Regions from separate parts of the Homo sapiens genome. Here region 1 is linked to region 2. A link is an interaction called in ENCODE POLR2A ChIA-PET data of the cell type or tissue named here. Cell type or tissue: Panc1. All regions are shown on one strand. Each heading gives the region's core, and the rest is flanking DNA. Links, peaks and the distances in the headings are about the cores only.

Evidence for each region. Peaks named below come from ENCODE experiments on the same cell type or tissue, not always from the same donor. Only the 100,000 strongest peaks of a DNase experiment are listed, where the experiment ranks them.
Region 1: POLR2A ChIA-PET joins it to region 2 with 5 read pairs; 4 of 35 experiments call an interaction of 5 or more read pairs at or near these places.

Annotation. Positions count from the first base shown.
Region 1 is chr7:24,651,683-24,654,605 of GRCh38, reverse strand. All of the region lies in intron 5 of PALS2 (protein associated with LIN7 2, MAGUK p55 family member), which reads right to left. Among named protein-coding and RNA genes, the nearest start is that of PALS2, 80 kb to the right of the region's middle. In Panc1, for the core only: no CTCF peak of the experiment used is centred there; no DNase peak of the experiment used is centred there; H3K27ac peaks cover 634 bases.
Region 2 is chr7:24,601,214-24,604,136 of GRCh38, reverse strand. All of the region lies in intron 1 of PALS2 (protein associated with LIN7 2, MAGUK p55 family member), which reads right to left. Among named protein-coding and RNA genes, the nearest start is that of PALS2, 29 kb to the right of the region's middle. In Panc1, for the core only: no CTCF peak of the experiment used is centred there; no DNase peak of the experiment used is centred there.

The sequences.
Region 1 (2,923 bases), core at 177-2,676, 50 kb before region 2:
GATCCTCTTCATAATTCCTTTGTGTAGAGGTCTTGAATTTTTTTGGTTAATTTATTCCTAGACATAAATGTGACATTCTCTGACTCTACTATAAATGATGTCATAGTTACATTTCTAGACGTTTGCTGATGACATACAGAAATGCAATTGAGTTTTGTGTCTTCATCTTATTTTCAGGTACCTTGGTAAACTCTATTATTTCTAATAAGTTGTAGTTTTGAGGGGTTTCTATGCAAAAACATGATCATATTTGTAAATAAGTTTTATTGCCTCCTTTCCAAACATTTTGCTTGTATAATTTATTTTTGTCATACTGTACTTATGGATCCTTCAAGAAAATATTAAATATAAGTGGTGCTAGTGAGCATCCTTCTCTAGTTTCTTTTTTTTTTTTTAACTAGGCAAAGGCTTTATCTTTGTTTTAAACTATTTTCTGGCTAATTAATTGCCAATAAATAACTGTATATAATCAATAATTAAAAAGCAGTGTCCAAGGGTCTTGGAATTTATAGACTTACATTTTATCATATATAAAACAAAAATTTTAAAAGCAGTTAAAATTCTTGAAATTGTATTATTTTTTAGAAGCTGAATCAATTCAGTTTGCCTCACTGTTGGAAGCTTCATCAAAATTCTGAACAAGATCACCACTTCCCCAATAGTAAGTGGTACTTTTCCATCCAGCTTCTGCCAGTTTCCTTAAGCTTGTTGACACCAAGCTGGTTTAAGACACTGGGTGGCATTTCTGTTAGCTGCTTTGTCTCAGCATGTCTGGTAATGGTCAAAGTGTTCGCTGCTAGAGATGTCTGAACACTGGGATTGTTAATGAAGATCACCATTCCTTGGTTTGCAGACATACCTCTTTAGTATCAGAGATATTGCCTATTTCTACTTTCTTTCAGGAAAACTGAAGATTTTTTTTATCATCTGTTTTAACAGATAATGTTTGCTGTATCATCTGAGGGCAGTTCCTTTTTACCAGTGCACAATTGTGCTTGAAATCTGGCAAGTTTTTCATGGTTTGTGAGGGCTTTTTCATTTTATAATGAAAACGAAAGTGGAATTTCGTGAGTGGAAATTAAACTTCGTGGGGTATTGGGGTTGGCACTAGAGGTCTCAGGCAGACCAGCTGCAAGGCCAGTTTCTGACTTTAAAGGGAAAGCTTCTAACATTAGTTAATTCAGAATAATGTTTGTTCTATTTTTTTTTTTTGTAATAAAATTAAGGCTTTTCCCTTCTGTTCCTAATTTACTAATCATTTTTTAAAAATCATTGAATTTTATCAAATTCTCCATTGAGGTTATTCTCTTTTCATCTGGTAATGTGCTTAGTTACATACATATGGATTTTCTAATATGAAACTCTCCTAGCATACCTGGGATAATAAATCTAACTTGGATATGTTGTATCATCTTTGTTATATACACAATCAAATCTGATTTGCTAATATTTTGTTGAGAATTTTTAATGTATATCCTTGAATGAAACAGTCCTGTAATATATTTTCTTATATTGTTTCTAGTTGTCCAGGTCATGTTGGTTCCAAAGAATAAGAGAGAATTCCTATCAGTTGGCCTTAATAAACAAATGGAATTACGAATAGCCCCCGGAAATCTAAGCTATAAGAAAGTTGAAGAACTTCAGAATTGGCTACTTCTAACTCACTCTGGCCCTCAAAATTTAAAACATAGATACTTATGTCCCATAGCAGATTCTGGACTTTTACCAAGCACCTGAAACGATTCTGATAAAGATCATCTACTGACTATGCTTTTGAAAAACATTACCGTGGTAGGGAAGAGTTCTTGGCTTTCATTTGCTCTTGCAGCAATCCAGAGCTGAGACTAGCTCCACAGCACTACATGGTGGAGATTTTAGTGAAAGAGTTGAAGACGCAAAATGCCCTTGCTTCCCTATAGCATCTCAGTAGGATGCCCATGGTTTGCAGATGCCCTGGTTTATGCCTATTATTCCAGCATATGAGTAATGTTCCCCTTTTCATTTAAAAAAAAAAAAGTCTCAATTTGGATGTTCTTTTGGAAGCCTTCATGTTATAGTTTCTTTACTTCTTTATGGGAGGACACGCCTCAGGCTACCTCGGACTTATAAGACTCCTCCTCTCCTACTTGAATTCATTTCCCCAGCTCTAAATGCTAAGTGAAAAGCAGAGTTTGAGAGGGTATGGAATGTGGAAAACTTATGTTTAAACAAGGCTAAATGTCCTTGCATTTCATGGTATTCAGTTAGTTCACCAGATGCAAAATCTATGTAGGAATTTGGGCCAAAGCCCTAGTTATTAATATTATAAAATTTTATTTTGCCTGTAAAAGTCTCTTATAGCCATGGTGAGCTAGAAGAATTCTGGAGTTTAGACCACAGAAGGAAAATAAGATCTTCCTACTACAACTAACACATAATAATAAATAAAATACGTAAATCCTAGATTTTACTCTTCCAGCGTACGCAGGTCCAAGATAAGGCCTCAGGCTGTCACAAATTGAAAGTTGCCAACTGAGGAATAAAGGTAGCCTGAGAGGTACTAGTGATATGAAATGTCTAAGTACTAATATCATTTATTTTTCACAATTCTTTTCCTTGAGGACCACAAAACTACCTTCATTTCAACCAAAGTTAATTACAAGCCTATCTATTTTCATAAGTTCAATTTACATGCTAATATTAATGACTAAATAATCTATCCTTACCTTTGAAAGAACAGTTTAAAATAGACATTCAATGAAATGTTATTTCAAATAACTGTATGGAAATGTAAGAACTAGACTTTTAAACTCTCATTTTAACAATATGAAATAAGATACACTGGCAGTATCTTATGTAAGAAAACTTATAATTTCATTCATACATCAAACAATAAATTTCTGGAATAAACCTAAGCATTAGAGGCATCTACTTCTACATTACT
Region 2 (2,923 bases), core at 146-2,645:
CGGGCTCAAGTAATCCTCCCACCTCAGCCTCCTGTGTAGCTGGGACTACAGGCACATGTCACAATGCCCAGACTGTATTTTCCTTTAATTCTTTCAATATATTCTAAATAGCCAATTTGAAGTCTTCATTAAATCCAACACTGAGCCCAGTCAGAGTCCGTTTTATTGACTATTTTTCCCGATGATGACTCACATTTTCCTGGTATTTCTTTTCTTTGCCATGTCTAGCAGTTTGGGGTTGAATATGGAACCCTTAACAGTAACTCTAGATTTATTATTTTTTTTTCAGAGTTTGAGTTTTTAAATAATTGGTCTAGACTTAAACTGCAGAATCTGTTTCCCTCCAAGGTATGCTGTCAGGACATCCGTTTAATATTTTAATTCTTATTTTTACATTTTAGTCTGACTCTCTTGGGGTTGTACCTATGTCTGTAAAGCTTAATGATGGACCAATATTGTGCTCCAACAGCCATTTGAGCCAATGTTGTGGACAAATCAGCAACGGCTGTGTTCAAAAACCTCAAGCTTTTAAGACTTCACTCTCAGTGAGTTGAGCTGTGATGGACTGGGAAATGCATTCAAAGTTGCAGCCAGTTGTCAAGTCCCCATCAGCTTTCACTTTTTTCCAGGCTCTCCTGGGTCTCTATGTGGAGAGCTCATCTTAACCCTTCCATGGCTCTCTCATTTCTAGGATTTCCCTATTAAATTTCTGCTGGTCCACAATGTCAAATTAGCACAGCAGCAGGTTTTCTCTATTTGTTTCCAACCAAATCCACCACTTTTCACCAGCAAAGTCACAGGTTTAGTTTGTGTGTCTTCTCTTTCTTCCCTAGCCTGAATCAAGTCACTCCACAACTTTTGGGCAGCAAAGCTGCTGGTTTTCTCAGCTAGTCCTAAGCTCACTGTCTCAGTTAATTCAGGCTGCTATGACAAAAATATAGCCTGGGTAGCTTAAATGACAGAAATTTATTTCTCACAGGTCTGAAGGCTGGGAAGTCCAAGATCAAGGTGCTGGCTCACTTCCTGGTTTACAGAGGGATGCCTTCTTACTGTATTAGTCTGTTCCCATGCTGGTATGACCCAAGACTGGGTAATTTATGAAGAAAAGAGGTTTAATTGACTCACAGTTCCACATGGCTCCCCAGCCTCAGGAAACTTACAATCATGGTGGAAGGCACCTCTTCACAGGGCAGCAGGAAAGAGAATGAGTGGCAGCAGGGAAAATACCAGATGCTTATATAACCATCAGATCTTGTGAGAACTCATTTACTATCAAGAGAACAGGAAACCACCCTCATGATTCAATTACCTCCCACCAGGTCCCTCCCATGACATGTGGGAATTATGGGATTACAATTCAAGATGAGATTTGGGTGGGGACAGAAAGCCAAACCATATCACCCACCTTCCTCCACTACACAGAACTGAAAACTAGGGGCTTATTTTCTGGAGAGAGTAAGATAAGAGGTACCTCTCGACCAAAGACAATGAAATAATATAGAAGACAGGATTATTAAATGCTGATACAAACCCCTCCACCTGATTCTCCCTCCTGACTATCTGAAGCCTTCAGCTTGGTCTTTACTTTCCAGGCAGATGTGAAGTCTTCTTCATAGTCTACAGAATATGACCAGTCAACAAGAAAGACACAGACATGAAGATCAGGTATTACCCCCAAATAACCCAGCTACAAACTAGCTACAGTGACATTCAACATGAAATCAGAGCATCAGGTTTTTAGTCCCCCACTCTTAATGAGCTAAGAATCTTGGGATACTGGATAGCTGAGAAAAGCCTAGTAAATGAAAGAGATTAAAATAAACAAATAGGTAAAAACTACTCAGGTTGAAAAAAGAAACAGTTATAAAAATTATCAAAGAAAAAGAAGAATATCATACTCATGAAACTAGAATAAGATAGTTACAGAGGAAACAAAAGAGCTCTTAGAAAATAAAAATACAAAAGCAGAAAGAAAAAATTCAATGGAAATCATGGAAGGTAAATGTGAGGAAATACCACAAAAAGTAGAAAAGCACAGGAGTAGAAAAACAGAAGAAAATTAGAGAACCTGATTAGAGGGCATCTAAACCAGATGGGTTTTGGAAAGAAAGGAGAGACAAAATGGAGGGGAGAAAAACAATAATGAAATATTTAACATTTTCCAGAAATGAAAGATGTAAGTTGCTGGAGTACACTGAGCACCCAGCAAAACAGATGAAAATGGACTCATATTAAGATATTTTGTTGTGAAATATCAGAATACTGAGAAAAAAGAAAAAAATCACGTGTCAAGAATCAGGAATGATTCTGAATGGCTCAATGATGACATCTAAAGGTAGAAGATGATGCAATGATGCCTTTAAAAACATTTCCCCCAGGAATTCTTTACCCTGCCAAACCATCAATCAAGTGTGAGGATAGTTAAAAATAATTTTCAGACTTGCTCATAAGGTTTCACAAAATTAACCTACCACAAACACTTTTCCTCAGAAAGATTAAAAACAAAAACAAAAAAAAAGACATGCTGCTCTCAAAGCATGAAACAAGCAAAACATAAAGAGGGAGACAGAGAATACAGGATCTAGAAGGCCCAACTCAGGAAAAAGGCAAAGATAATTTCTAAGAAGATCGGTGACACGTGTACACCAGCTTCAGAAAATGAGTCCGTATTCAGCTTAGAAGGCTCCAGGAGTGACATCTTCAAGAAAATGAAGTTGACAAATCAGAATGAATGCACTGAAAGTTGATTTTGAAAACAAGCACAGATTTCGGGGTTGAATTATAGCCAAGTGGCATATACAAAAAAATGAAGCAAATAAATGAAGTCTGAGAAAATGAAAATACAGGAATAGAGAATAGCAACTACAATTTACTAGTGGATCTGCTAACAAATACTAATCTAATCAAAATTACTAATATAATT